2 separate regions of the Homo sapiens genome follow, and region 2 is linked to region 1. Evidence: read pairs that join two places in POLR2A ChIA-PET (ENCODE). Cell type or tissue: OCI-LY7. All regions are shown on one strand. Links, peaks and the distances in the headings refer to the core of each region. The heading gives the core; the rest is flanking DNA. Region 1 overlaps CAMTA1 (calmodulin binding transcription activator 1). Region 2 has its middle 13 kb from the start of CAMTA1-DT.

Region 1 (4,390 bases), core at 70-4,069:
GCCTTGGCACCTTCTGAAATCCTAGAGAGGTAGTGTAGCCCACTTGCTGGGGCTGACTTCTGTTGCCAGCGCCTCACCTCCATCTGATTGCAGGGTATTGGTTGGCCATATGCTTCAGGGATTTGAAGGAGGGTTACCTATGTCTAGGGCTTAACGTGTTCTTGGAGAATATTGGGCAAGAGTATGATTCCCTGAGTCTGGGGGAAGGAGGAGCTCCAGTGGAACTTCCAGTCAAGATGCCAACTATGCATATGTGGGAATCTCTGTTCTCTCACTCTAAACCCATAGAAATGTTGGATTAGTTATAATAGCAACAAAAACATAGCTGAATTCAAAGGTGAGGTTGGGAGATTTCCAGGTGCCGGAAGCCAGGATGAAATTTAGAGTGCAAGTCGAGTGGCCTTACTGGAGTTTCCACAGTAAACCCCTTAAGGGCTGAGGTTTCACAGGCCCCAGGGAGCTGGAACCAAGTTTCTTGTACAAAACTGGGAACAAGAAGGGACTGTCTTTTCTGTCATCAAAAAATAGAAAAATTCTTCCCATTGGCTCAGGAACACGGTATACCCCAGTCCCCCAAGCCGTAGCTTCTAAGAGTTTCCTTCAAGAACGAGGGATACCAAGCCTAAGCTGTATATAGATATGAGACCAAATCCTGCACTATCAATGTGGGCAGAAACTCCGAGCTGAGAACCTAACATAAAATTTGGTCCCGAATTAGTGGTACCCTTAAAGCTGTGTCAGATGTAAGCGTAAAACTTGTTATGGGGGATGATTCCTCAACACAAGGCACACATGAGATTCCCAGGGGAAAAACTGGGGGACTCCCAATGTAGATAAGCCCTTAGGCAAAAATTACAAAGCAGACTAGCAAATTGACCACCACGGGAGATAATCCACAAATGCTGTGAAAGGAGAATTTATGTTTCAGAAACTATAGACAACAGAGCAATCTGAGAAGGCTGTTAGATAGATCAGATATGTGTAAAATGTTTGAAGAGACAAGAAATAAAATCCATAAGACTTGAATAGGAGATAATGGGATGAAACAAGTGGTTTTTTTTAAAAAAAGAATCAGTTATTCTAGAAATAAAACATGTAATAATTGCAATGAAAACAAAACAAGATGCCAAAACCCTTCTAATAGATGGGGATAAACAAAAGAATAGACATATTTGCTAAAGAATGAGTTAGTTAAGGCCAGGTGTGGTGGCTCACGCCTGTAATCCTAGCACTTTGGGAGGCTGAGGTGGGCAGATCACTTGAGGTCAGGAGTTTGAGACCAGCCTGACCAACATGGTGAAACCCTGTCTCTACTAAAAATTCAAAAATTAGCCGGGCATGGTGGCAGGCGCCTGTAATCCCAGCTACTCAGGAGGCTGAGGCAGGAGAATTGCTTGAATCTGGCGGGGTGGAGCTTGCAGTGAGCCAAGATTGCGCCACGGCACTGCAGCCTGGGGGACAGAGCGAGACTCTGTCTCAAAAAAAAAAAAAAAAAGAAAGAAAGAAAGAAAGAAACAAATAGTTAAGCATAAGATGGTCCTGATGAGATCCACCGAACTGTGGTTTAGGGAAGTAAAGGCGGAAAATGTGCACATGAAGGTCCAGCACATATCTAATGGGCATCTCAGAGGAGAAGACAGAGACAACAGGAGGGAGGCATGCTTGAAAGCAATACGGCTGGAGGAATAAAGACAGACGTAAGCCTTCCTACTGAAAATGAACATGGAATTGCAGGTGGAATAAATAAAAGCAAAAATCCATGTGTGGGCACATCAGGGTGAAACTACTGAACACCAGAGATAAAGAGATACCTTAAAAAAACCACCAGGAAAACAGCGACAGTGAGACCTCATTAGTTTGGGTAAATATAAAATGGGGAAAATGCAAGATAGGGGCTGGCCTGCTGTCTGTATTTTAGTATGTCTTCCTAAAGGAATAAATAGGGTAAATAGGATACTTTTGGTTCTTCAGTCTGCAATCAGTCTGCACTAGCAGTGTGATGCTGGCCTTTAAGAACAAAAGCATCTGTGTGTATCTGTTCCAGTGTTTTTGAAGTTATTGTTCACCCGATGTGTTTCTAGGGCCGTGTCTGCTCCATCGACACCTTTCTGGGATGAACCTTCAAACATGGGCTGTGGGCCTGGGATCCCCTCGACAGGTGCTGCCAAGAATGAAAATGTGATCTTTGCAGGGTGCTTACCTCCTATTAATAAGGAAAAAAGCAAACTAAATTAGTCTTGGGAAGTAAAGTGCCATATGAATCAGCTTTCCTCACTCCGAAAATAACTTGCTAAGAATTTATGATCCCCTAAGTTCTGCTGATTTTTTATATTGTTTACTTTCCTCTCCAAAATATCAAATAATTCACAGGTGGTATGTATGGTGGCTGTATGGATAATTTGAAATGAGAAATGGACAGCAAGAGAAATTTCCTTCTAGGGGGTCAGTGCTGGGGTGACTCCCTAAGACTAATGGTGCTGGATTAATAACCTGGGGCTGCTTCAGTATTCATGGCTTGTTCCCTCTGAAGGCTGGGATATTTCCCACTTTTATGTCCTGCACAAAACTGTAAAGCAAAGATGGTTTCATTGCAGCTATGTGCGTAATGAGATGCGCAAGAGCTGCTCTTGCCCATTAATCAGCGTTTGGGGGAGGCTTCTGGAAGCCTGACCTATTGCCGCGGTAGCTGATCTGAATGCAATGATTTTTCCCCTGTGGGAGCCGAGGCTGCAGGACCTGAGAGCTGGCTCTGGCAGCCTGGGGGCCCTGGCCATGAAGTTGTACTGCAGAGAGGAAGGGTGGTCCCATCATCAGGGCGCACAGGCAAATGGCTGGGGTTTCTCAGATGAAAAGGCTGCAGGGCCTTGGAAGGAACCATAGGATATATGGTTTGCAAGAGACCACCTATTTCTGGGGTCCATCTCGCCAGCCCCTCTGGCCTTACTGGGGTGGGGGAGGTAGAGGAGGGTGGATGTAGCTACATTCAACAGGGATTTGAGTGCAACTCTGTGCCAGGCACTGGGCCAGATGCCGGGGAGAGAAAGCTGAATAATTCAGACATTCCCTCTCCCATTAAGGTGCTCTCAAGGGTGTGGGGGGAGGCAAACTGCTGATTTCAATGAACTAGACTGGCGAGGTGGGAGAGATGTGAGCAGCACACAGGTGACTACTACTTACCAGCTTTGGGGATGGAGTGGGGGAAGAGGGGCATTGTGGTTTGAGAAGGCTTCCGGGAGAAGTAATGTCTGAGCTAAATCTAAGGAGTAATTAATATTTGGCCAAGAGTCTGGGTAAAATTGCTCATGCCTGTAATCTCAACACTTCGGGAGGCTGAGGTGAGCAGATTGCTTGAGCCTAGGAGTTAGAGACCAGCCTGGGCAACAACATGGCAAGACCCTGTCTCTACAGAAAATACAAAAGTTAGCTGAGTGTGATGGCGGATGCCTGTGGTCCCAGGTACTTGGGAGGCTGAGGCAGGAGGATTGCTTGAGCCCGGAAGATGGAGGCTGCAGTGAGTTGTGATTGTACCACTGCACTCAAACCTGGGCAACAGAGCGAGACCCTGCCTTAAAAAAAAAAAAAAGAAACAAAAAGATTTGGCCAAGAGCAGGAGAGCAGGCCCATGAAGGTGGAAGTGAGATGTTTATCCCAGCAAGGGACCTGCAAGGGATGAAGCTGGTGGCAGCACAAAGAGCGAGGCGTGAGGCAGGCAGCAGTGAGGCCTGCGGAGCCTGGGTAGTGGATTGCTGCTCAGGCCCTGTGAGAATTCTGACTTCATCATGATATTCCTATATGTCCAGGGGGGGAGTCATCCGTGGCACGGCCTCATGTGTGATTCAGAATGTATTGTGGGAGTGGCAGCCCCGGTGGGAGAAGGGAAATGACTCAGGAGAGCAGGTCTGGATTTCCTGCTACCTGTGGCTCCCCTTGCCAGAATTCTGATATAAACTAAGACTATAAGATTAGTTTCAAAAGGTTTTAGAGACCTTCATGGGGGCTTTCCAATAACAGGAAGATAAGGACCGTGAGGAACATTTCTCTAACTTTAGACCCAGAAACTAAGGGCTGGGAGGATGGGTGGCTGCTTTTTTTTTTTTTTTTTTTTGAGACGGAATCTTTCACCAGGCTGGAGTGCAGTGGCGCGATCTCAGCTCACTGCAACCGCCGCCTCCCAGGTTCAAGCGATTCTTGTGCCTCAGCCTCCCAAGTAGCTGGGACTACAAGCACGTGCCACCACATCCAGCTAATTTTTCTATTTTTAGTAGAGACGGGATTTCATATGTTGGCCAGGATGGTCTCGATCCCCTGACCTCATGATCCACCCACCTCGGCCTCCCAAAGTGGTGGGATTACAGACATGAGCCACTGTGTCCGGCCAGTAGCTGTTTTT
Region 2 (4,390 bases), core at 282-4,281, 250 kb before region 1:
ATTCATTCGTTCATTCAGTATTTATTGCACACTGTCATGTGCCTGTCCTATCTAAGCACTAGGCACACAACATTGACTGTGACAAAGTCACATCATGGAGCTACTGTCTAATATCCCACCTCCAAAGTGACTGGCTCCTCAGTGTCCTCCCCAAGTAAGATATGGTAAACATTTATCAGGCAAAAAAAAGAAAAAAGGTACATTAAAAATTAATTAATGGGGGGTGGGCACCATGGCTCATGCCTGTAATCCCAGCACTTTGGGAGGCTGAGGCAGGTGGATCACGTGAGGTCAGGAGTTTGAGACCAGCCTGGCCAACATGGCGAAACCCCATCTCTACTAAATATACAAAAATGGCCGGGCGCGGTGGCTCATGCCTGTAATCCCAGCACTTTGGGAGGCCGAGGCGGGCGGATCACGAGGTCAGGAGATCAAGACCATCCTGGCTAACACAAGGTGAAACCCTGTCTCTACTAAAAATATTAAAAAATTAGCCGGGCGTGGTGGCGGGCGCCTGTAGTCCCAGCTACTCGGGAGGCTGAGGCAGGAGAATGGCGTGAACCTGGGAGGTGGAGCTTGCAGTGAGCCAAGATGGCGCCACTGCACTCCAGCCTGGGCGACAGAGTGAGACTCCATCTCAAAAAAAAAAAAAAAAAAAAAAAAAAAAAAAATTAGCCAGGCATGGTGAGTGGTGGTGTGCCCGTAATCACAGCTACTCAGGAGGCTGAGGCAAGAGAATTGCTTGAACCCGGGAGGCGGAGGTTGCAGTGAGCTGAGATCGCACCACTGCACTCCACCCTGGGCGACAGAGCAAGACTCTGTCTCAAAAAAATAATAATAATAATAATAAATTAATGGACTGGCTGGGTGCAGTGGCTCACGCCTGTAGTCCCAGCTGCTCGGGAGGCTGAGGCTGGAGGATCACTTGTGCCCAGAGATTGAGGCTTCAGTGAACTGCGATTGCGCCACTGCACTCCAGCCTGGGTGACAGAGTGAGCTCCTGTCTCTAAAAATAAATTTAAAAAAAGATAAAATGAATTAATGATCCAAATCATGACTTACAGGTGGTTCCAAATGGTTTTTTGCTTTTGTGTTCTTGCTTTTAAACACAAGCTTCTCTTGTAGATTGCCTTGCTTGATAAGATATTCAAGAAAAAGTGGCAGAGGTGGGTTCATATCAGGCTTCCCTAGGTATGCAAGTGGTTCCAGGTGCCTGGCATAGCCAGTTTGGAGGCTCAGGGCTCTGACAGCGCTCAGAACTATTCCTTTCCTAGGATGTGTACTTCCGGAGACCACCCAGATTCAGAGAAGAGCTCGGATTCTCCTAGTGCTGTTAGCACTGTTTTGCCTCTTGGCAGGGAGGATGAGGGGTAAGGCTGAGTGGTCAATGCCTGGGGGGTGTTGGGCGGCGGCTTCCCAGGCCCTCTAGGCTACTGGGTTGCAGAGAGTACTGGAGCCGCTGTGGATCCCAGCTGTGACTCATCCGCCTCCCTGAGTTTGCTCTCAGAATGTGCTCTCTGGACTTTTTCAGGCAAGTCTGAGTGGCTCATTGCAGATACCCATCATTAACGTGCCTTTCGCGCTTCTTAATTCCCTCCAGAACTTTAACAATCATTGCAAACACGGAAAGGGTATTCTTCCCAGAGAAAGACATTCATCATGACTGTACCCAACCGCTGTCTCCAGTGCAGGAATTGCTTCAGTTGCCAAGGGGGAGACGGAGCCAACAGGTATTTTTAAAGAGGCTCTATGCACTGGAGGCTCGAAAAGAAAATATCCCCTTTGAGCATTTAGTCACACACATCAAAGGAAACAACAGTTTCCATCTTCATTTGCATCGTACAGGCATTAGATGTGGTCCAGTTACACCAAGCTCTGCTTGAAAAGGCAGAAGTGCCAGTACTTTTCATGCCTTGACTGAGACAGAGAGAAAATGCAGCCAGGCAAATAATATATCACCCTGCCAAGGCATTTTCCATTTTTAAAAGGACAGAACAATTTTACGTTATTTCTGGAGCCTCTTTGCAGCAAATATCCCTTGACATCTGTTCTAGCACCCAGGCTGGCCCGTCTAAAAGCACTGGCTGGTCCCAGCCTGCTGCTCCTGGGTGTGCGCCGGGGACCACATTCTGCCTTGTGATCTTGAAGCTCCAGACGTAAAGGGGCAGGTGACCTGTTTTTTTTTTTTTGGAGCACAGGCAGACCGACCTCAGCTCTGCAAAAGTGGCCAATTAAGGCACCACCCTGGTGGAAAGAACATGGCGTTTCAGGTCACTTGAAGAGGCTGGATGGAGAATCAACACTGAGCTTTGAGCCGGTGCAATGAAAATATGCTTGGGAGGGCTTGACGTTTTTCAGTGAAGCTCCCAGGAGGCCCAAGAGGGTTCAGAAATAAGACAATGAATTGTGCTCAGCCTTGATGGTGAGACCTCGTGGGGAAGGGAGAAACACACACCACTTCTGGAATAAATTAGCACAAGACGCCTGGTGAAGGTGACAAGTAAACAAGATTTGGCACATCTGGAGAATGAAGATTGGGCTATTTGGTAAAATTTCCCGTACTGTTCCTTCCAAGGAGGCCTACGATCCACTTCTGGCCAAGTGTGAGATCCTTTTGTTAGAGGGCGAACTGTGAATTTTATTGTTTCTAATCCTCAGCCCTGGCTGGCCTGAAAAATCTCAGGGTGCTGAATGATTAATTCCAACCTGCCCTAGAAAACATTAGTCAGCTGGCAAAAGGAAATAGCCCAACTCGAAGGCAAAAGAGCAAATTGACTTTATCTGGGAGTGATTGTGTTTGACAAGAGGAAAAAGAAAGACATCTTTTGTCACTGAAGAAAATTGTGCTTTGAGAATCTTTGCACAAGTCTTAAGGCTGTGCTTTACACAGCTGCTTGAATTAACATGGAAATAATCCCAGCACCCCCTTTGCCCTTCCAGATAGAGAGCAGGGAAACAAAACTACATTTTCATACATTTACTACAGCAGAGTTTTAGAAATCAGGAGTTCCAGGTCTACTCAAGAGCAGCACTTTCATCAGCTAGGAAATTCTCTTTCAAGAAAACTATTTTTGAATTGCTATTTACTACTAAAATTTTAATTTTTCTTTTAAGTATTGTCACATAGGCAGCCTGATTCTTTGTGGGTGGAAAAGCGAGGCAGATGGGCGTCTCCTCCCATCAAAAAGGAGCCAATTTCCATTCCAAAAGGGTAAAAAGATCAGTATTGTTAAAATCATTCTTCTGGTTTAACATTTATCTCATGCCCACAGCATCCCAGTATGCCTAGAACTTGAAAGAACACGTCATAGGCAGGAAAACAGATGGTTTTGACTCAATCTATGATATAGATTTTTCTGTTTACATTTTTTCCCTTTATCAATTACAAAAAATTAACCCTCTTTTAAAAATTCTAAAATCTTGCTGGGTGCAGTGGCTCACGCCTATAATCCCAGCACTTTGGGAGGCTGAGGCGGGTGGATCACCTAAGGTCAGGAGTTCGAGACCAGCCTGGCCAACATGGTGAAACTCCGTCTCCACTAAAATACAAAAAGTAGCCAGTGTGGTGGCGGGTGCCTGTAATCCCAGCTATTCTGGAGGCTGACGCACTAGGATCACTTGAACCTGGGAGGCAGAGGTTACAGTGAGCTGAGATTGTGCCATACACGTGGCTAACTCCTTCACCTTCTTCCAGCCTGCTCAAATGTCAATTTCTTTCTTCTTCTTCTTCTTTTTTTTTTTTGAGACAGGGTCTTGCTTTGTCACCCAGGCTGAAGTGCAGTGGCGCAATCATAGCTTACTGCACCCTCGAACTCCTGGCTTCAAGTGATCCTTCTGCCTTTGCTTCCTGAGTAGCTGGGACTACAGGTGCGCACCACCACACCTTGCTAATCTTTTATATTCTTTTGTAGTGACATCTTGCTGTGTTGCCCAGACTGATCTAGAACTCATGGCCTCAAGTGATTATTCTGCCTCGGCCCCAAAGTGCTGGGATTACGGCATGAACTACTGGGCCTAGCCCTGCCCCGTCATTTTTGGGTTTTTTTTTTTTTTTTTGAGACAGGGTCCCACTCTGTTGCCAGGCTAGAGTGCAGTGGCATAATCATAGCTCACTATACCCTTGAACTCCTGGGCTCAAATGGTCTTCCCCCATCAGCCTCACAAAGCATTGGGGTTACAGGCATGAACCACCATGCCTGGCCTCAAATGTCAATTTCTTGATGACATTTATACTGACTATTCCTATTTAAAATTGCACCTCCCAGGCTGGGTGAGGTGGCTCACGCCTGTAATCCCAGCACTTTGGGAGCCCAAGGTGGGTGGATGGCTTGAGGCCAGGAGTTCGAGATCAGCCTGAGCAACATGGCAAAATCCTGTCTTTACAAAAAAT

The links. ChIA-PET counts read pairs that join two places held together with the same protein. Peaks named below come from ENCODE experiments on the same cell type or tissue, not always from the same donor. Only the 100,000 strongest peaks of a DNase experiment are listed, where the experiment ranks them.
Region 2: POLR2A ChIA-PET joins it to region 1 with 6 read pairs; 2 of 35 experiments call an interaction of 5 or more read pairs at or near these places.

Annotation. Positions count from the first base shown.
Region 1 is chr1:7,022,551-7,026,940 of GRCh38, forward strand. All of the region lies in intron 3 of CAMTA1 (calmodulin binding transcription activator 1), which reads left to right. Among named protein-coding and RNA genes, the nearest start is that of CAMTA1-AS3, 10 kb to the left of the region's middle. RefSeq lists an enhancer at 3,390-4,390. In OCI-LY7, for the core only: no CTCF peak of the experiment used is centred there; no DNase peak of the experiment used is centred there.
Region 2 is chr1:6,769,455-6,773,844 of GRCh38, forward strand. No RefSeq gene overlaps it. Among named protein-coding and RNA genes, the nearest start is that of CAMTA1-DT, 13 kb to the right of the region's middle. In OCI-LY7, for the core only: no CTCF peak of the experiment used is centred there; DNase peaks (open chromatin) are centred at 1,857 and 2,247; H3K4me3 peaks cover 1,268 bases; H3K27ac peaks cover 873 bases.